Regions from separate parts of the Homo sapiens genome. Here region 1 is linked to region 2. Evidence: chromatin loops called from intact Hi-C (ENCODE). Cell type or tissue: dorsolateral prefrontal cortex. All regions are shown on one strand. Each heading gives the region's core, and the rest is flanking DNA. Links, peaks and the distances in the headings are about the cores only.

What was found. Peaks named below come from ENCODE experiments on the same cell type or tissue, not always from the same donor. Only the 100,000 strongest peaks of a DNase experiment are listed, where the experiment ranks them.
Region 1: a loop joins it to region 2, with 2.1 times the contacts of the local background. A loop is called at or near these places in 5 of 110 quality-filtered maps.

The regions. Positions count from the first base shown.
Region 1 is chr9:132,014,304-132,022,303 of GRCh38, reverse strand. MED27 (mediator complex subunit 27) reads left to right here. Exons shown (of 8, transcript NM_004269.4): 3 at 7,837-7,967. Among named protein-coding and RNA genes, the nearest start is that of MED27, 62 kb to the left of the region's middle. In dorsolateral prefrontal cortex, for the core only: CTCF peaks have their summits at 3,084 and 3,283; a DNase peak (open chromatin) is centred at 3,213; H3K27ac peaks cover 787 bases.
Region 2 is chr9:132,161,186-132,173,228 of GRCh38, reverse strand. NTNG2 (netrin G2) reads right to left here and starts at 11,171. Exons shown (of 8, transcript NM_032536.4): 1 at 10,990-11,171; 2 at 6,185-6,880. The coding sequence starts at 6,397. LOC124902291 (a long non-coding RNA gene) reads left to right here and starts at 11,529. Exons shown (of 2, transcript XR_007061826.1): 1 at 11,529-11,613. RefSeq lists enhancers at 2,182-2,939, 2,940-3,697. In dorsolateral prefrontal cortex, for the core only: CTCF peaks have their summits at 3,252 (motif pointing left), 6,010 and 6,337; DNase peaks (open chromatin) are centred at 3,258 and 4,668; H3K4me3 peaks cover 915 bases; H3K27ac peaks cover 1,232 bases.

The DNA.
Region 1 (8,000 bases), core at 1-8,000, 150 kb after region 2:
TTGAGTCCAGAAGTATAATATGCAAATGGATAAGGATTCTGGGGTGGTTCAACCTTAGCTGGTGACAAGAACATGATGGTGCATCTGACGTGGCCTTCTTCCCCCAGTAGAAACATAGGCAAACAAGATAGCCCACCATGTTGTCCCTCTTCAGAGGGCATATTCTCATTCATTGTCACCGCCTGTCAATAATCTGTCATGATGCTCTCATTACTGTGTTGTCAAATTTTGCATTGATCCTATTTATATTTTTGGCCTGCATCTTCTTAAGTGGCCATGTGTCTTAGTTTAGGCCACTGTAATAAAATGCCATAGACTGGGGTAAACAACAAACATTTATTTTTCACAGTTCAGAAGGCTGGAAAGTCCAAGGTCAAGTTGCTGGCAGATTTGGTGTCTGGTGAGGGCTCTTTTCCTGGTTTGCAGATGGTCACCTTCTTGCTATATCCTCACATGGTGGAGAGAGAGAAATCTGATCTCTTCCTCTTCCTCTTCCTATAAGGGCATTAATCCCATCATGGGGCCTTCACCCTCATGACCTTATCTAAACCTGATTATCTCCCAAAGTCCCCAGCTTCAAATACCATCACATTGGGAATTAGGCCAATGTGTATTGAAACAGAAGAATTTTGGGGAGACAAAAACGTTCAACCCCTGACACCAGGTGACTCTCCAACATGATCTTTCTTTATGACCCTGTCCATTGCTCTCTCAGACCATGCAAGGCAGATGGGGTGAGCACCTGGTGTGAAGTGAGAGGGGGCTCCTGGGAGACAGGAAAACACCAATTTTTATATACCCTCGTCTGTCTTTTCTTAGCTGCTCATCTTCCCTTTTTTTCCCTTTCTTCTGTTGTCTTTCTCTTTCCCTTTACAAATAATAATCCCTATGATGGTTGTTTCTTCCATTGTTAGCCACATTTTAGTTTGCTTTGTTAGTGAATTCATTCAGATATGTGAGTCATTCTCCTTCTATTGGACTGGCACCTTTGAAGGATGATAACATGCATACAGCTGTAGTGTAAACAGGAGCAGTTGTGGAGAAAGTCCTATTAATAAAGGTGCAAATTCTGGGGAGTTGCAGTAGAACAATCTAAACAACCCTAACCATTACAGATATTTAAGAAAGAAAAGGGCTGCTATCCATCGTCTCTGTTTACTTCTTGGATAGCTTTTGAAGTTTGGACATTTGAGCACTAATATGTAGGGAAGAAAGAAACTCAAATGGCATTTAGCATATAAATAATGCCACAGTGGAGCAGGAAGCGCAGCCCTGATTTGCTGTCCTGCTTTCCTAGTAATTGAAGGAGCTGTGAAACCGAGCTTCCAGGAGAGAACAAATAGGCAAGTAAATTGGAGGCTTCCTTCTTATGGTTTATTGATGCTGTTTTGACCAAGTAAAAAGATTATTTACCCATAAAAGCTCAAGTCTAAGGTGTTTTTTTCTAAACTATTGGCTATTTGAAAGAAGCATTAGGAGATAAAAGGAGGAAAGAAGCTAATATCATCATCTGATATTTAGATTAAAACCCAAGCAAAACAATTAGATTTATGGTATTTTTCTGTAGCTGTTTTCCTTGGCACAGATAATACCAGACAAGCTTGCCTGTTTTTTGCTTGGAGTTATGTTCAAAAGAAGAACCAGAACTCTATTGTAATACATGATTCTTTCTCATTAGCTGGAAACAAAACATATTTCAGTAATGAGGGGCAAAGGTCCTTGCAACTCACAGTGGTGACAAAGTTTCCTGATGTTGCAGAAATCTTAGTTCTAGTTGAAAGCTTAATGGTCTGGGGAAACATGACTATGTGAGACTCTCAGATTAGCACCCTACCTTGCAGTGTCGCAACACACATCCCAGCTGTATGGGGTGTGACTTGATTCAGGTGTACACAGTGTGGATTGTTCCAGGTGTCATGGGTCCTTAGGTTGTGGCTGTGGGCTTTGGTGTGTTCTGTTATACATTGGAAGGATTTTCAGTGCACTTACGCCAGCCACCTCTGGCTGTTTTGGTCAGTGATCTACAGGGGAAGTGGCACTGGTGTCCTTGCTTGCTATCATTATATATAACATACATTTGCAAAGAGAATTCTTCAGTAGAAACAGAGTATACATGTGGAATCTCCTAGAAACCCGTTAGACAGAAGCACAACTGCTCTGTGACACAGCCATATCAAAACTGCTAGGAAGGTTCAACATGCCACTGTGCATCTGGAATTTAGATTTTCTGATGAAACTATGGTTTCTTGATTTCTTTTCTCTAAAGTATTTAACTGTGAATATTAAAACTTGAAGACAACAGAGTTTAAAACTTCTTCAAACTCACCACCTAACACATGACTGGAGTCAGTGGGAGGGAAAAGCATGCAACGTCTCAGCGCCTGCAGGAGGGCAGAGTGAAGAGTTCTATCATGACAAGCAGGAGCCAGGAGAGGCTGGTGATGGGAACGTGGCTGCCTGCTTGGCATGGGCCAGCTCTCATCCAGGGGGGATCGCTGTGTTCTGTTGCCGAAGGGAAGATAAACATCAGTACCTCCAGTTAGAAAGATGCAGCATACCTATCCCCGCGGGACAGAGCTATTAAGGCAAACCCTGTATGGCCCACCGTCCTCCTGCGAATGGTGTGACCTGAGGTCAGTGACCTCTTTAAGGCTGGCATCTCCTCTCATGTGAAATGGGGTTGTGGGTAGGGGGGAAGATTGGCATCTACTTTGGCCTTTCTCTATTGTTAAATTCTGTGATTTGAAGTCATCTAGGGGCAGTCCCTATGGACCCCTTTTCTTTTGAGCTTGGTCCAAGCTCAAGCCTGTGAACATACCCACTTTCTGGGCAACTGGAATAAGAGGAAAAAAGGTTTCTTCTGTGGTTCTATCTTGACAGTGAGCACCTAGAAAGCAGTGTGTTTGCTTTCGTAAGAGGCCAGCCATAAGAGGACTGTCAGATGGAGGCAGTCTGTTCTAGATTGGTTGCAGTGCCAAGCCAAGCCAGCATTCCCATGAATCTGCCAGTCTACTTGTTAGCTGACAAATTCATTAGCATCACCTGTATTCAATGCACTATCCTGGACATTGTACAGAATAGAGTCATCAATAACAAGGTCTGTGCCCTAGAGATAAGACTCCCTGGGTGGCAGCTTCACTCCCAGACCCAGGAATAACACAAGGCTGTCTTTTCTGGGCGTTTTTCCCAGTACAGACCGGAGCTTTGTGCTTGGAGAAGGAAATTGGCCTAGAGTGACTGGCAGAGGAGATGGTGGGGCTCCCTACCCCCTTGATCTCTTCTGCCCTCCTGTGGGTCCTCTGGTCTAAGCCAGACAGAATTTATTATAACTTAATTCTATGCCATTCTTTGCCTTTATATGTAATTATATGCAAAGTGATTTAAAAAAAAAATAAAGTGAATCATAACTTACGTCCAGGAGAGCTCTTTTTTCCCCTTTACCCTTAAAGAAGCCTTTGGTGAATCTTGAGAAAGGAATAGTGATTTTCATAGTGAGAAGAATCAAATCTTGATTGATCTGGCTTATAAGTTTTGAGGTTTTCAAATGTCAGGTTCTCTTAAAGTGGGATTCGGGCCAGATGGCAAGGGTAGAGCAGTGCTGCATATGATGGGATGCTGTAGCAGGGACCCCAGGGAGGCTCCAGCATACACTTCAGCTTTTAAGTACTAGGCCTAATTGAATGCCACTGGCTTCATTAGTATATTGAACATGATCGGTGTGATGAATTTCCTTCTGTTCTCTTTTCAAACTTTGGTCCAGTGCAAAACATTAACCTATGAATATTTTGGGGCGGGTAGAAGCATTCAGAACAATGCAGAAGACATCATGCAAGTGGAGAATGAACGGGAGAGGGGTGATTGCTCATCTGATTTCTTGAACTCAAGATTTAAGTCAGAAACTTTGCATTTGAATCCTGTTTTTATCATTTCCTTTTATATCATTTGCTTCCAGTATTTGTTGTTATTTGTAATTTGAAGCGTATTAAAGCTAATTGAATTTGGACTCCCAGTAGTTTGGACTCTTTAAAAGAGGATTCTGTAAAGACCTTGGCTATCCAACAGAAAAAGATTTGTTAAGTCTCTTGTATTAATGTTGTAGGGACATTCCTTCACATCAAATACCTTTCTACCTTTAGAAATACAAAGGAATTGAATTTTAGAGTTTGGGGGTCCTCAGAGAAAATGTCATGCATATTTTCTAGAGAGGGACAGGAGATGTGTAAGGTCACCCAGTTTGGTAGCAGCAAAGCCCAGGAGCACATTTCCAAAGAGGCTGCTGGTTACAGAGGCGCTTCCTCTCCCACTTACATTTCGTCAGGACCCTGCCTGACAACTTGGAGCCTCTTACGTGTTCAATAAGACTAAAACAGCATTATTTTAAAAACGATTCAGTAGATCAAAGTTTTCCTAATTTTAATTGGTCTTTCCTCAGACCATTATTAATTGTTAAAATTTTCTCAGGTATAGAGGTAATTAGTAGATATAATTGGTTAGAAAGGGCTTTAGGTTGAGAACTGATAGAAAAATCCTAGGTCATTCATAGAAAATAGAAAGTGGAAATTAATGGATAGTGAAATTGTAACTGAGAGAAATACTCTAAAAAATCCAGAGAACACTGCAACACGGAAATGGCTGTTCCTGTGGAGCAGTAACTTAACAGTAAATCACGAACCTTCCCCTCCAACTCAGCACATAAACACTCCCATTCCCCGCACTTGTAAGATATGAAAGTTAAAAGAATAGATCATTTCTCTCCTTCTTTCATTTTTATTCCTCCCGGTTAGTGGAGGATCTTTGATAGAAAAATCACAATAGAACTTTGATAAGTTGCTTTTTGAAATAGACTTGTTTCCATGCTGCAGACATTTGGAGAGAAGTATGTTTATTGAAATATATTTTTATAGAAAATATTACAGAACCTGTAATTGAGAACTTATGGCGGTATTTTGGGGAGTTATATGTTTCTAATGTTAATTTGTAGATTCACTCTGAACTCCCTTCTGCTGTTTTAGAACCATTGGCTGAGTGAACATTTTCCAGGAGCCTCTTCAGATCTAAACTGTGTTGCATGGAATGGAGTTTTGGTGCTTAAATAATGTATAATCCAGTTGGACAGGAGCTGCCTGTCAGTTTTATTAACTTTGACCTTTTCTCCCATTATAAAGGTGGTTCAGTAAATATTTAATGGGCCCCTTATAGATCTTGACAGTCAGAGCCGTGTTCCTGGAAACTGGGATACATATATATGATTAACAAGTGCTGCTTAATCCTTATGAGTCAGCTCTCAAGGGCAGATTTTGTTTTGGGGGAAGAAGAGTCCTTCCACCTATGTGTGCTGTTAGAGGTGCACTGTACACTGAGAGCATCCAAGATGGTTGAGGTTTCAGAGGAACCCTTTAAAAGACAGATAGCAGTTAGCGTACATTTCTGCTGTTTTGGGTTTTTGTTTGTTTGTTTGTTTGAGCAAATGATCAAAATGATGCCGGGTGGGCAAAATCACCCTGCCACTCTGCATAGTTAGCAGGCCTCCTCCACTCAAAGAGTCAGCAGGGCTGGAATGGCTGAGCTTGCATGGACCCTAGTAAATACAAAGGAGGAAAGCCAAAAGGAGAGTCGATTCCTTGAGCCAGGAGGAGGCCCCTGCCAAGCTGTCTTTCCCTGTAATTCCATAAAGCCCCATGCATATTGCACTCATTGCAAATTCTGGCAGGGAAGATCGAAACCCAAGTAGCTGACATTTTGAAACATTGTCTTTCAAACTTGTACTGTCCCTTGCCTCCATTGATTTCCCATTTAAGAAATCTGTAGGAAAAAAACAAATTTGAGGAAAATTCATTGGTCTAAGATGAGTTGTTAGAGCCAAATTATGCTCCCCCCTTTCTACCCTGAAAAGAGCTCCATCTTTATTATGAATGTGATGTATGTTTGTCTTGTATTGGGCACCTGTAAGGCTCCCACAGCAAATCGACCAAGTAAATCAAGAGCCTGTTAAAAAGCAGTACGGATGCTCCAAACACAGATACTTCTGTCATACTGGATCACTGGATAGCCTCATTTTTATAGCCACTTTCCAGGAGCAGATCATTTCAATTGGTTTTGTTGTCTTTGCTCTCTATTTGCATGCAGCCCTATGGCTTTAGGTGAGGCCATTTATTTTTCAGAACATTATTGCCCTTTGCATCCAAGGCCCAGCCCCTTTTATATGGTGGTCGCCAGTTTCATTACCGTGAGCTGTAATGCAGCTGACTCGGCAAAGAAAATCTGTGCCTTGGAAGAGCATTTTGAGAAGAAATTGATTCAGAGCTTTAGAATGAATTACTATTTGTATGTTTAGATAATTCTAAATAAATGTTTGAAAGACCTTGCTTAATCTGAGAAGAGAGGAAGAAACATATTGGATGTTATAAATGGTCTCTATCCAAGTTCTTAGCTTGGCATTTTCACATGTGAATCTTTTATTTACATCTGCTCAAAATTGGGATACCTTTCAAGGATAATTTTATTATAGCGATATTGATGACAACTCTTATGATCTAAAATACAAAAGTATAGAATTAGAAAGGGAAGCTAAAAGTTATTGTCACACGTCAAATTGGATATAAACTTCATTTAGCAAGGAGTGAGAATGATGAGTTATATTTTAAATCAGAATTTCCTGATGTTAGGTGCTAAGGGGATTGACTGCGTTAGGGCACAAATGAGCTTTCTGTAATGATGGAAAGTTGCTTTGTCTTGCTTGGGGTGGTAGTTATACAGGTATATACATTTGTCAAAACTCATTAAACTGTTCACTTTAAATGTGCATATTATATTTTACGTAAATTAGAATTCAAAGTTTTGTTTGGTTTAGAACTGGGCAGTATCATTTCTCTTTCCCAATAAGAAACTGAAGTATAGAGAAGTAAAGTTATCTATCCTAAGTCACCATGAAGCTCAGCAGTTTGTCCAGGGATCAAGTAAGGGATGCTGGCACCAGACACATTTAAAGCATGCTGCTTCCTTACCTCCATGACATTGTTCCAATTGCATGTCCATGGACTTGAAATTGGCTTCTCCATTCGATTCTTTTCAATGAGCCTATATCCATTTGTATACATTGTTGTAAGATATATTCATAAGCTTGTTCTTATGATTGATATTTGTAATTTAACCATTGAAAAGATAGCTCAGTGGTTCTGAATGCAGACTGATAGTATGTTTGAATCTGTGTATGATAAGCCATGTCGTGGTCATGGTGTACTGCGGTAGACTACAAATTCTATGGTTTTTATTATAAGCAAGATATGGTGGTAGCAAGACTTCCCAGAACTAACTTTGTCTCTAAGGAAAACCTCTGGATTTTCTTATTAAAAAATTACGTAGGCTTTAAAACCATTTACATAAAGCATATGAATAGTAGTCAAAAATAAAGAAGAAAGTAAAAATCACTCGAATTCTACTACTGAAAAATACAGTTAGCATTTTAGAGAACATTTTTTAAAGTGCCTCTCTGTTTACAATGGAACCTTTTTTCTTTTAATTCAACAAAATGGTGTTGTGAAGTTCTTTCTCTATTTTAATCAATTTCACAGTCAGTTGTTGGACATTCCGACTGCTTCCAGTTTTTCATCATGAGGTAATGCTGTGATGAACAGTCTTGTTCTTGTTTTGTTTCCTGTTTGTCTGATTATCTTTTTATGGGTAAATTCCTTGAAGCAGAATGTGAGCAGTTGTATTTGAAGTTACTTAAAATGTTCTAAGGGGATAAGATTATCAAGCATTGCTAGTTTAATACCATTTGTCCTACTTTTACCAAATGCTATTTTTCTTCCCCTTTTGTTTTGTTTTTCTCTGCAGTTGCAGTACCATGCAGGACTAGCATCTGGCCTTTTAAATCAGCAGTCATTGAAGCGTTCCGCTAATCAGATGGGAGTATCTGCCAAACGTAGACCAAAGGCTCAGCCCACAACTCTTGTCCTACCACCTCAGTGAGTGATGGATTTGAAAAATTACTTTAGTAC
Region 2 (12,043 bases), core at 1-8,000:
GACTGAGTGGCTTTAACGGCTGGTGCAGCTCAGGTGCCGAAGTCACTTGCAACTGACTTAAGGACAGAGTTGTGCAAACCTCCCGGCTTCATCCAATCGCAAATCCCACAGAACAGGGACTGCAGTGGAGAGAAGCAGGGGCTTCCAGGGTCTCCTCTGTCCTGACCCAAACCCCAGTTTTTCCTTCAAGACTCAGCCCTGGCCAAGTGCAGTGGCTCACTCCTGTAATCCCAGCACTTTGGGAGGCTGAGGTGGGTGGATCACGAGGTCAGGAGATCGAGACCATCCTGGCTAACACAGTGAAACCCCGTCTCTACTAAAAATACAAAAAATTAGCCTGGCGTGGTGGCAGGTGCCTGTAGTCCCAGCTACTGGGGAGGCTGAGGCAGGAGAATGGCGTGAACCCAGGAGGCAGAGCTTGCAGCGAGCCGAGATTGCGCCGCTGCACTCCAGCCTGGGCGACAGAGCGAGACTTTGACTCCAAAAAAAAAAAAAAAAAAAAAAAATACAGCCCTGATCCTGCCTCCTCTGAGAAGCGTTCCTGGATCACACCATGCTTCCTCCCATGCATCCATTCATTCAGGAAATGCTTACTGGGCACTGATCAAGTCCAGAGGGAGGTGCTGGGGATGCAAAGATAGCGAGACAGCCCTGCCTTTGAGGAGCTCACAGTCCAGGGGAAAAGCAGACATCTAAAGTTACAGAATTGGTCCCAACAGCCAGCACGCAGTGAGCAACTACTATGTGCCAAGCACCGTGCTCATGACAGTCTCCTATGCACGTTCTATTAATAGCTCCCATTGAGAAACTAAGGTTCAGAGAGGTTAGGTCTCACATCAGAGATCACACAGCACGGGATTCTAAACTCTCCATTCCTAGGGCCAGAACTCTTCACTGATAGGCCAGTCAGTAAGCAGGATGATGACCAAATGAGGGCCTCCTCACCCCACTGGGCAAAGGAGTCAGAGAAGGCCTCCTGGAGGAGGAGGTAGGGTCCAACCTGAACCTTGAAAAAGGAGCCAGGGTTATCCAGGTAGAAGCGGAAGCCTTGAAAAGAAAGGAAGGAGGGGGCAGGCATTCGGGTGGAGGAGACAGCACGGGCCAAGGCTGGAGCGCCCGGAGAGTTCATGGGGAGGGGCACGCCCTCCTCCTTCCCCAGCTCCTATCATATCAGGCCCCGGTGTCACCATTTGTGGTTAGCTGGGTATTGTCTTCAATGTCTGTAGTGTTTTTCTCTTGTTTTTCACTTAATTTATCTCTAGTCATCTCACTTTCCCATCACAACTGTGCCTGGCATGAGGTCATACCTGGAAACATCTGCCGACTGGAGGGTTGTGACGGCGAGAGGAGGGAGGCTGGGGCCAGAAACACAGAGGGGGAAGGAGGCCAGAGCCATCGGGCCGGTCAGCTCTGCATTGTTGGATGGAAACATTTCATGATCCTCAAGGTCTGGCAGGAGGCAGAGTGTCTGTGACCTTGATTCTGCATGTGGTGTTCAATGTCACAGTGAGGAGTGGCTCAAGGACTCCAGGACCTGCCTGCTGTCTGCATTCAACAGCCCAGCAGACCCCCTGGGGGAGGAATGGAACCATTTGCTCTGCAGCTGGGTAAACTGAGGCACAGAGAAGCTAAAGCAGGTTCTAACTGAGTAAGATGTGTGTTCAAAGATGCACGTTCACAGCCTGCCCTTGGCTTTCCTGTCCACCAAAGCCAAGGTGCCTCTGTATGCTGGAGACTCCAACATGGCTGAAATTTGAATGTTCACCCATGTCAATGTAGAAATGTCAAGCTTATCAAGATTGGATAAACAATAATATTCAAGCCTCACACTAGAAAAGAACTTACAGTCTCTGCCAAGCACCTTCTGTTATGTTGTGAGAGGCGTTTCCTCTCCCAGGAAGTCGGTGAGGTGGGCAAGGCAGTGAAGATCATACCCCTTTTACAGATAGGGAAACTGAGGCTTGGAGAATTTGAATGACTCACCTCAGACCACCCAGCCCCCAAGTGACAACACTGGGATGTGAGCTCAGGGCTTCAGATTCTAGGCCTGTAGCTCTTGTCAGGAGGTAGTGCTGCCTCTCTCTGGAACCTTCCACTGGCTCCTGCTCAGAAGCACAGACCCCCCGCCTTGGCAAGCAAGGCCCGCATCTGGGAATCTCGGCTCCCAGCTCCATCCCTCCATTCCCAGGACCCCCTAGTGCTCTCCTGTTGGCTCCTGTCTCCCCTCAGCAATGCCTCTCCTCTTAACCTGCACAGACCCCATGGGACCCACAGACCTCTGGCCCCTTCGTCAACGGCAGGCTTCATCCACCATCCTGGACCAACCCCACCCCAGCGCTCCAGAGACTTCCTGTTAAAAGGCAGAGTCTGGCTCGGCAGTTGTGGGGCAGGGTCTGGGATTCTGCACCTCTATCAAGGTGAGGTCAGCGCTGCTGCACTGAGGCGATTGCTCTGAGTGGGAGTGGCAGGATTCCCTTGGCACCCTGCTGCCTGGGCAGTAGTTCTCTCTCTCTCTCTCACCTGCTCGTCAGCTCACCCCTGAGTCTCGGGTGGCTAGTTTTTGTCTCCAAGGCACAAAGGAAGGGTTTCCCCCTTCCTCTCACGGGGACCACAGGTGGCTGGCGGGAGACGTGTCTTGCAGAGCGCTAAGGGGCACCTCCCAATGCCAGTCACGCCCTCCCCATCTCCAAGGGTCCTGCAAGCAGCAGTTGCCCTGTGAGGGGCTGAGATGCCTTTGCCCGTCGCCCTTCCTGCCTCCTTCTCGGCCTGCAGCCTTGCTGGGCTGACCTCAGGGGCAGGCCCTGGGAATGTGGGTGGGGGCCGCCTCTCTTCTCCCACAGCCCTCATTGCAATTTTGTCCTCGCCCAAGAATCCTCTGTTGAGAGCTCATCCCTATTAATTCTCATTGTGCATTTAGAGCCAATAGGTTTTTATTTATTCATTTATCTTGTCTTTCAGCCTCCTCCCCTTCCTTGCAAGGCTGGAATTTACAATTCAGTTCTCAGGTGGCCTTGCTGAAGGACAGGAAGCCTGGGAAAGAGAGAGGGTCTGCACCCCGCATCTGAAAAGGCCGTCCGCCCCTGGGTCCCTCCTGTACCCTCGGAGTGCAGCCGGGCTTGCGCTCCCGTGGGCTGGATGTTGGGACACACGTAGCACCTGCCACTGAAGGGGCGAAGGGGAGCAAGGACCCATGGGCGATGGCAAGGCTAAGGGGGCAGTGGGCATCTGGCCGCCATTAGGGCGCCCCCTGGTGGCTGGTTAACAACAGCTGCTGGGGCTGCAGGCGAGGAAGCTCCCCCAGCCTGCATCTTCCACATGCTGCCAGAGACTAGCAATACAAGGCGTGGCGTCCCCAAGGCTGGGGAGAGGCAAAGGAGCCCGGGGAAGAAGCAAAGCCAGGAAAATCACCGAGGCCATAATCACAACAGTGATAAGCTGGTGACTAGTATTGCACACTGAGTACCTACTATGTGTCCGCACGTACCACGGCAGCACGGCCGGGCTGTGCCGTCCCGCCAGCACCGTGACACTCCTACATTATGGTTTCTACTGGGCAGAGGAAGACAGTGAAACTCAGAGAGGTCAGAAGTGGAGAGAGGGGAGGCTGTGCCGCCTGGTGGGTGGGCATGGGCCTTGGCTACAGGCAGTTCCCAGCCTGCCTTCTCAACGGAGTGATGTTGGCAGGATTTAGGCAACACTTTCTATTCCCAAAAATGAGATTAGAGTAGGACCTACCTCAGAGCATCCTACTGCCCGGACCCTCCCAGGGGAAGCCACAATAAACTGTGGCATCAGGGTTTGAACCCAGATCTATCTAGAAGTAACCACCCCCTCCAAAAACCACCCCTCCAAAAGCCAGCCCTCCAAAGCCAGCCCTCCAAAAGCCAGCCCTGCAAAAGGCTGCCGTCCACCTGCCACGGCGGCCTCCCCGTCCTCATCGGACACACATTTGTAATCAAAGCAGAGCTGGATGGCAGCCCATGATGAAATATTTAAGTCCATCACACAGGTGGCGAGACGCCGAGGACTTGCCCATGTGGGAGATTGTGGAGGGACTGTTCTTTCTCCCCTGCCTTCCCCACCTGTCTGCCCAGGAGAGGAGCAGGGGATGGGGATGGGAGAGAGCACTCTTCTAGACCCCAGGGCTTGAGGCTGGCTGCCTGGGATGAGGCTCTGCCGGCACTGGGACTGGGAGGGGTGACCACCTCCCCAGAACAGCCGCCCACTGCACTGGGTTCTCTGTCTGAGGGTGGGGGCAGGGCAGAGGTCCAGGGCCAATGACACCCTAGACAGCTTTGGCAAGGAGAGGGCCTCGGACTTGACTCTGAGGGTCATCTCCCCACCTCAAGCCCTCGACCCAAAGCTGGTCCTAGAATTATGATTTAGCTGCTCCCCCAAGCACGTTAAGGCAGTGATTAATATTTAAGAGAGAAAATACAGTCGAGACTCTAATACGAGAGACAGAGGTTGACCGTGCCCGAGAGCGTGTGGAGAACCCTCCCACCGGCTTTGAGATGTGGACTGAGTACCAGCCCCTATCCTGGCCTTCCTCCTGGCTTCCAGAGCCCAGCCCCCTTGCTTGGCCCTGCGGTCCCCGGGGCAGTTATGGCCACAGACTATCCAGCCCCAGCTCCTGGCTTCGTGCCGCCTTCTCCTTCCCTCTCTCCCTCCCTCTCTCTCTCCCCAGCTGGCCCTGGCCCAGCCACCACCCACAGTGACAGCCTCATCACCACTGACAAGCCTGAGTAAGAAGCTACCTTCTCAGGCTGACTGCCCTGTGATGTGAGCAGAGCCGGCCCATGAGATCAAGTCCTCAGGACTCTGAGGTGGGGGCACCGGGTCAGCCCCACCACAAACCCAGAGACCTGGAGGCTCCTCCAAGGACACGCAGAGGTACCAGCTGCCTGGGGGATGGCATCAAGCCCCTCCTGTGAGCTTCTGCAGCCTGGCTGCCCTACCCAGCTCTGCCCTGCCCTGCCAGGGACGGCCTCCGGAGCACTGCCCAGTGGGAAGCAGCTTAGCTCAGAGACATTGGAGCCACTCTAAGCTGGAATCACAGCTTCGCCACCTCCTGGAGTGTGACCTTGGCCAGATGCCTTTACCCGTCACCCCTGGGCTGCCTCAGTTACCCCACCTGTATGACCAGAATGACAACGGCTAACATCTGCGTGCACTTACTCTGTGCCAGGTCCTATTCCGAACACTTTACCTACGTTAATTAAACCACAAACTCCTCACAATGACCCTAGGAGTGTGTGCTCTTAGTGTGCCCATTTTGCAGATGACAGAACAGAAGCCCACAGACGTCACTGGGCCAGAGCCCTCCCCTGACGCTCCTGCTTTATACAACACAGAATCCACCTGGCTAGCTGAGGGGAGGACTCCTCGCAATGGCATCAGGCTCGGCCCACACACTCAGACAGCTCGCACGCAACCATCTCTGCTGTTGTTGTTGCTGTTAACATTACTTGAGTACTGAAGTACTCCGTGCCCCTAGGACCCCTCCTTCTCTAGCTAGGGAGGCAAGGGACAACGCCTGAATGTCTGCCTTCCCCCGACTTACCCAGGGGCTGCCATCATTGCATGTAGGAATGGAAGTGGAAGGGGACCCAAGCTGCACTGTCTGTCCCAGCTTAACCCCCAACTTCATCCTGCGTGAATCCCCTCTGAGCCTCCGTCAAACCTCCCCATGCAAAGGGCCAGCTCAGTGCTTGGCATGCTCTAGCTTCATGGTACCGTCTGCTGGATTGGATTGAGTGGGCTAAGAGGTTGCACCACAGAAAGGATGAACAGAGGGAGCTTACAGTATCATGTTGCAGGTAGCATCTTGCTCACTCGCCCAGAATGCTGACTTCCTACACAGGAGGTGGGGCTTAGCCTGAAGGCTGCGGAGCTGAATACTATAGGCTTCCCGAGGGAACTGAACTAGTGGCCAGCTGGCCGAGAATGCCCCTACCCCAGAGAACAATGTCACATGACCCCAGTGTCCTCAGGGTGTCCTCTGTTTTGACACATTTCCAAGGTGGGACAAAGACCTGGTCCAGGTCTGGTCCAGACCTGGTCAAGAGGCAGGAAAGTCAGCCTTGCATCTCAGTCCTCCAGCTCTGCTCGTCCACCCCAAGGATCTCCTCCAGACCTCCTCCCACTTGGCCTGGGCAAACAAAAGAGCAGTAAGTGGACTTACATGGGAGCAGAACCTCTCAGGGGGGTCTCCACATGTGATGCCTGAGGGCTCCACCTTCACCTTGACGTAGTCCTTCAGGCGCATCACCTTGGGCTGGCAGGCGTAGAACTCCCAGGTGGGGCCCTCATCTGTGGTCACCCAGGATTTGCAGATGTCATAGTCCCCAGAGGCCAGAGGGAGGCAGTGCAGGAAGAGCGCCAGCAGATGCAGCATGGCTGCGCAGTCTGCAGAGGCGCGGCCCAGAGAAGCCCTGGAGAGGCAGCGACGGGGTCAGGCGGGACTCGCGGCCTCAGCATGGAAATGCCACATCTACCAGGCGAGGGTGGCCGGGGTGTCCCAGGGACCCGAGCACTGAAGCTTTGCAAACAGCGAGGAACTTGTTGTTTCCAAAAGGCCGACACGGAAAATTCAGAGCCAGCGTTTCTCAGACTGCTGATGGACAGATCAGAAAGTTGCCCATAACTTCACGTCCTCCTAACCCTGGTATCACACCTCCCCTGGAGGTGAATCTGATCAAATCAGGCAGATTCTCAAATTGTGACAGTGGATGGAAATGGGATAAGGAGAAAATCCGCAGGGATCCTGCATGAGGCTGGATCAGATTGCTTTTAATTTTTGTCCTTCCAATCAATCCAGGTCTTTAAAGGGCTCTTAATGGGTGACGTGCTCAACACAACGGCAAAACAACCCTCCAGCCTGCGTTGTAAAGATAAAATAAAATCAGGAGGTGGGCATGTTAGCTGGAAACATGTTCCCTCTTTGGGACTGGACTTGGGTTCTCAGACCAATAAAAGAGATTTCTTTCATATGAGCTTAAGGTGGCAACAGCTGTGTGACTGGACTAGAATGAAAAGCTACTGAGGTGTTCACTGGGGAGAAGGCTATTTGGTTCTGCTTTGGTGGGGGCCGGCACTAATGGGGCCCAGCTGACCTTGGCTGGTAGCCATCGGCAACTTATTATGAAGTTTCTGAGATCTCAGCTCTCAATCCATCCAGGTACCTGGGGTCTGACTTGTCTTTCATTGTAAGAGGGGAGGAGAGAGAGAGAGCTCATTAGCAACAACACCTGCAACAAATTAAAGAGGGGGAGAATAGAGACGTATAAGAACAAAAGCTCTCCGGCAAAATGTGCAAAAAATGAGGCTGCATTAGCAAAGTCTCCCGAGAAAACTGGGTTATTTTTATTAATATCAGAGTTGCACATTTGGAGATCGGGCATGTTATTTAAAAGGTGATGCATTTTTTTCTCATTTATGGGAGTGTTAGTTCAGCAGAAGTGCCCCGGCTTGGGGGTCAGAGACTTTCAAAAGCATCCCCAGGAGCCAAGATTTAATGGTTGCTTTAAAATACCATGACTGTCAAGTCAGAATGTCAAAGTTGTTAAAGGCAAAGATGAGCATGTAACTATAGGTGCAGATGGACCCATACCTATATGTACAGATGAACAGAGTGCTCCACGTGCTGGCCAACCATGAAGAGCCAGGCACTGAGAAACAGCCCCCCAATCATAGGCACAATCTGAAATGGCAAATTTAATTTTTTTTAACTGTAAGAAACTAGGGATATTGAAGACTGCCAAAGAGGTAACAATGCTTTGTGAGTTCAGATTTTTCTGATCAAGGCCAGCATTTTGCAAATCATTCTTAGAGGGTAGGTCTATAAATGGGTTACAATTACGATTATTGCTGTGCTATTTTAAGCTTCTGTTAATTATTTAAAATCAAAATAGATATAATTAATATATTATATCAAAATAGATACCAGTTACATGAATGTTACATTGGGAAATAACACGACTGCAGTACTGTGGTGTGTTCCAGACACTGGATACGTCACCCGGAGAATCCAAGTCCAGCCAGCATGGGATTCTGGCCAAAAATATTGGCCAATAGGGCAAAGGTTACTGCAGTAAAAAAGTGCCTGCATGATTAATTATTCTGGTTAATATGTCTTCGATGATTGCATTTGATTTCCCAAACCACCCCAAATGTCCAGTCTGGACCTGGCTCTCCCCTGACATCCTCTTCACCTCCTGTACTTGCAAGGCCCCTGAAGAGTTAACTGTGTTTCCGTGAAACTCCATTCTCCACCCAGACAGAAAAACGCTCCTGCCAAAAATGACAAACCGAAGTGGCGGACACTTGCTGCCCTGAGCGCCCTGAGCACCTCAGGCTCGGAGCAGCCCCCAGCCAGGGCCCCAGGGCTCCAGGCATGGGACTCATTCATCTGAGTTAGGGCGACCCCTGCCCCTCTCTCTGGGTGAAGGACTGCTGATGGAGATGAACGAGAACCCAGCCAGGACCATTTTCCCCGTCTCACCTCTGGCTGTTTAAAGGGGAACCTGTTACAGAGCCTGCCTGGCCTTGAAGGCGCTCCTTGCTAGAAAACTCTAAGACAGAACGTGCCCGGTGTCTATTTTTGCAACCTGAGAAAATGTAGTAAAAATAAAATAGCGCCGCCGGCAAAGGTTTGGATGCCTCTACCCGAGCTCGCGCTGCCCAGAGCACAGCACGTTCCTAATTAATTCTTCCAGCAGTCGACTCCTAACTGTTCACTAACAGGTAGGGATCTCCTGGCTGCTGGGACAACCAGGACGCCGGGCTGCGGCTTGCAAGGAGGGCGCAGCTGCAACCTTCCTTCAGCTGCAGGACCCGCGGCTGCTCGGGGCTTGCAGGGCGCTGGACGCCGCCGGGCGCGGGGAGGCAGCGAGGCCCGGAGGCCGGGAGGCTGGGGCGAGCGGCGCGCGCGGCGCAACTCGCAAATCTATTAATTGCAGTCCTGTTGGTTTAAATGCCACGCATTCCCTGGAAAATAAATAAATTTAAAAAACCCTAACAACAACAAAATCTGCCAGGGGAAAAATGTGTTTACAACTAGTCAATCAATTGGGCGTTGCTGGCATCGCAGGGGGAATTACGAGCTCAGCACACGAATATTGCAGGCGGGTTCTGCCAAAAAGAAAAAAGAGAAGGGGGAAGAGAGGCAGGAGTCCCCGGATAACGAGGAGGAGCGCAGAGAGTGAGGAGTCGGCAGGGAAATTTTCAGAGTAAGAAGCTGCATCCCGGAGGATCGTTTTCTCCGTGGAAAATTTATCTTCACCTGATATTATTAAGAAACTGCAGCTCCCAGAAACAAATAGAATCAATGTGCTTTATTTTCTTTTAAGAGTCCTCAGGAACCAAGGGGGGCTGATAGCCAGGGTATTAAAACTCGAAAATTAGATTTTATCAGGATTTCTGAACTCAGATTTCTCTGTCTTATTGAATTAGCGCCTCCCGAGCTGGCTGGGCTCGCCAGCAGGTTCCTCTTGGAGTTGCCTGCTGCGCCCTCGCCGTGTGGGAAACTTGCCGCGGCGGGCGCGGGGCCCCTGGGGGCACGGGAGGGAGGGCGCTGGGGGCTCCCGGGGCTAGGGGGGATACTCAGCCCACCCCGGGGTTCCCTCTCCCTCCTCGGCAGGGGCGGCAGAGGGGGGTGAAATCTGCTTTCAGGGGAGAGTGGCGGTTGCCGGGAGGGAAAGGGAGCTTGGCCGGCGGGGTCACCTTCCCGTCCTCTGCCCCGGGCGGGGTCCAGCGGGCGCCCCGCGCTCACTGTAGCCTCGGCGGGCCTCTTAATTCCGGCGGCCCGGGTGTCCCCCCGCTCCGGAGCGGGCCCTTTATCCGGCCCCTGGGTCCCCGCCCGCGGGAGCCCTGGAAAGTTGGGCGCGGGAGGCGGGGCGCGAGCAGCAGCTCCCGGGTGGGTCCCGGCGGGCCGCGGGCGGGGTCGAGGCCGGGGCCAGGGTCGAGTCAGTGCTTCGGGCCGGCTGCGAGCCCTGTGCCTAGGACACCGACGACCCGGCAGCCCCGCAGCTGCTTTTCGTCTTCCCAAAGTTGCGTGCAAGCCACGGCAGCAATTAATAATTAAGCCCGTAATAAAGGCCCGGCCGGGACTGAGGCGCCCCCTTTTTCGGCACTGCCTCTCTTAATTAAAAGACACAGAGCAGGGCGCCCAGGAACTGGCTGTATCCTTTGCCCCGGCGCTGCCGCCTGTGGCGACCCGGCCGCCGCCGCCCCCAGCCCAGACGGCCAACTTACTCCGGAGCGGGCGGACCCCGCGAGCCCGCGGTCCTCTCTTCCCGCCTTCCCGCCGCCTCTGCTCCCCCCACCTGCGCGCCGCTCAGTTCCAGGTTCGACTCCACGCCGGCCCCAAACCAGTGCCTGCGCCCCCTCACCTCCCGACCCCCTCCCGGCGCCGGGAGAAGTTTCCAGCCGGACTGGCCGGGAGTTTCTCTGTGCAACTCACAGGCTCCCAGTTTGCAGAGAGATGGGAGGGCACGGGATGGGGGTGGCTCTAAGCGGTGGCGGTGGAATTGGGGTGGGGGAGAGGCGCGGGAGCAGGGTTAGTTTCCTTTTCCGAGACACATCCGAGCATCCTTGCAACATCCCTCCCCGACACACACACACACACACACACACACACACACACACACACACACACACTCTGTCTCTCTCTCACACACACACACACACACACTCTCACACACACGACGGAAAGGACCCGGGGGAAGCTGGCCAGAAAGACAAGCTACCCCTTTAAGATGCTGCTAAGAACGCACCCTCACACACCCCTCTGGGGCGACTCCAGTTCTCAGCTCGTAGCAGCCGCCACCAAACAACTTTTGCATCCGAGCCTTTGCCGGGCCGCTGTAAGTGGCTCCCGGGCCCGGGCAAGCCTGCATGGTCACCGAAGCCCTTTAAAAATGAAACCGGCCTGGCCAAGCTGCAGCCTCTCCCCCCGCCCGCCTCCCGGGCTCTCCCCGCCCGCCTTACCCCGGCTCGGAGCGGCTTCCCGGCGCGGAGACCTGGGAGGGCCGAGGACCGCCACCCTCCGGCGCTGCGCCTCCCCCCTCGGGCTGGCGCTGGGTGGGGGCGCGGGCCGAGGGCTGCGAGCCGCTGCTCCTTCCCCGCGCCGCTCCCGCCGCTGTGGCCGCCGCCGCCGCCGCCGTCAGATCGGGGCCAGGGAGCCCTCCGGCCGCCGGGGGGGCCGCCCGCAGCCGTCCCGGAGACGCGGGCCGGGGGAGGGGGCCGCCCGCGCCGCCCGCATCGCCCGCCCGGGCTGAGCGGGAGGTCGCCGCTAACAAGTGCAAACTTTTTGGCCCCCCTGGGCGGCCCGGGGAGGACCCGCGCTCGGGCGCCGGGCAGCCCCCGGCCCGGGTGGGCTTCGCGGCGTCTCGTCGGGGAGCCGGGGCATCCCCCCGGCGCGGCGCGGGCCAGATGGCGGGCGCTTCACTGCCCCCCTGCACTCCGCTCCAAGTTAATGCCGAGGCTAAATCCTCTTGCCATCACTCACGATCACCATCGGGGCTTTTATCTCTCGGTCTGATCCGGGCTGCGTAACTTCCTCTGTGTGGCTTTAACACACCATCCCACCACGGAGCAACGGTCTTCTTAAAGGTGCAGGAAGGAAATATTGCGCGGCTCGGGGGACGCGCCACGGCCCGGGGAGGGGCGCGGCGAGCAGGGGCGTCCCGGCGGGCCCGTGGCCAGGGTGGCCCCGGCAGCCTCTGGGGGGTCGCTGCCTAAACATCGCCTCCCGGCCCGGGGGCCAGCGGGTCCCTGCGCCCAGAGCGCATCCTCAGCCGGCTCCGGTCAGGCGCAGCCGGGCTGCAGCTTCCTCTTCCAAAACCCGGGGGCCTGCCGGGGTGCCAGCGCCCATGGGTGTGGGGGCTGCCCCATCGGCACGAGGGAGGGGGGCCAAGTGAGTCAGTTCCCCCACCCCCCACAGCCAAGGGCTCAGGGCTGCTCCTCGGTCTCTCTCTGTGAAGTGCTGCCACCCAGAAGGCCCCAAGCAGTGGGTACCGGGGTGGGTGGGTGGATTTGGGGA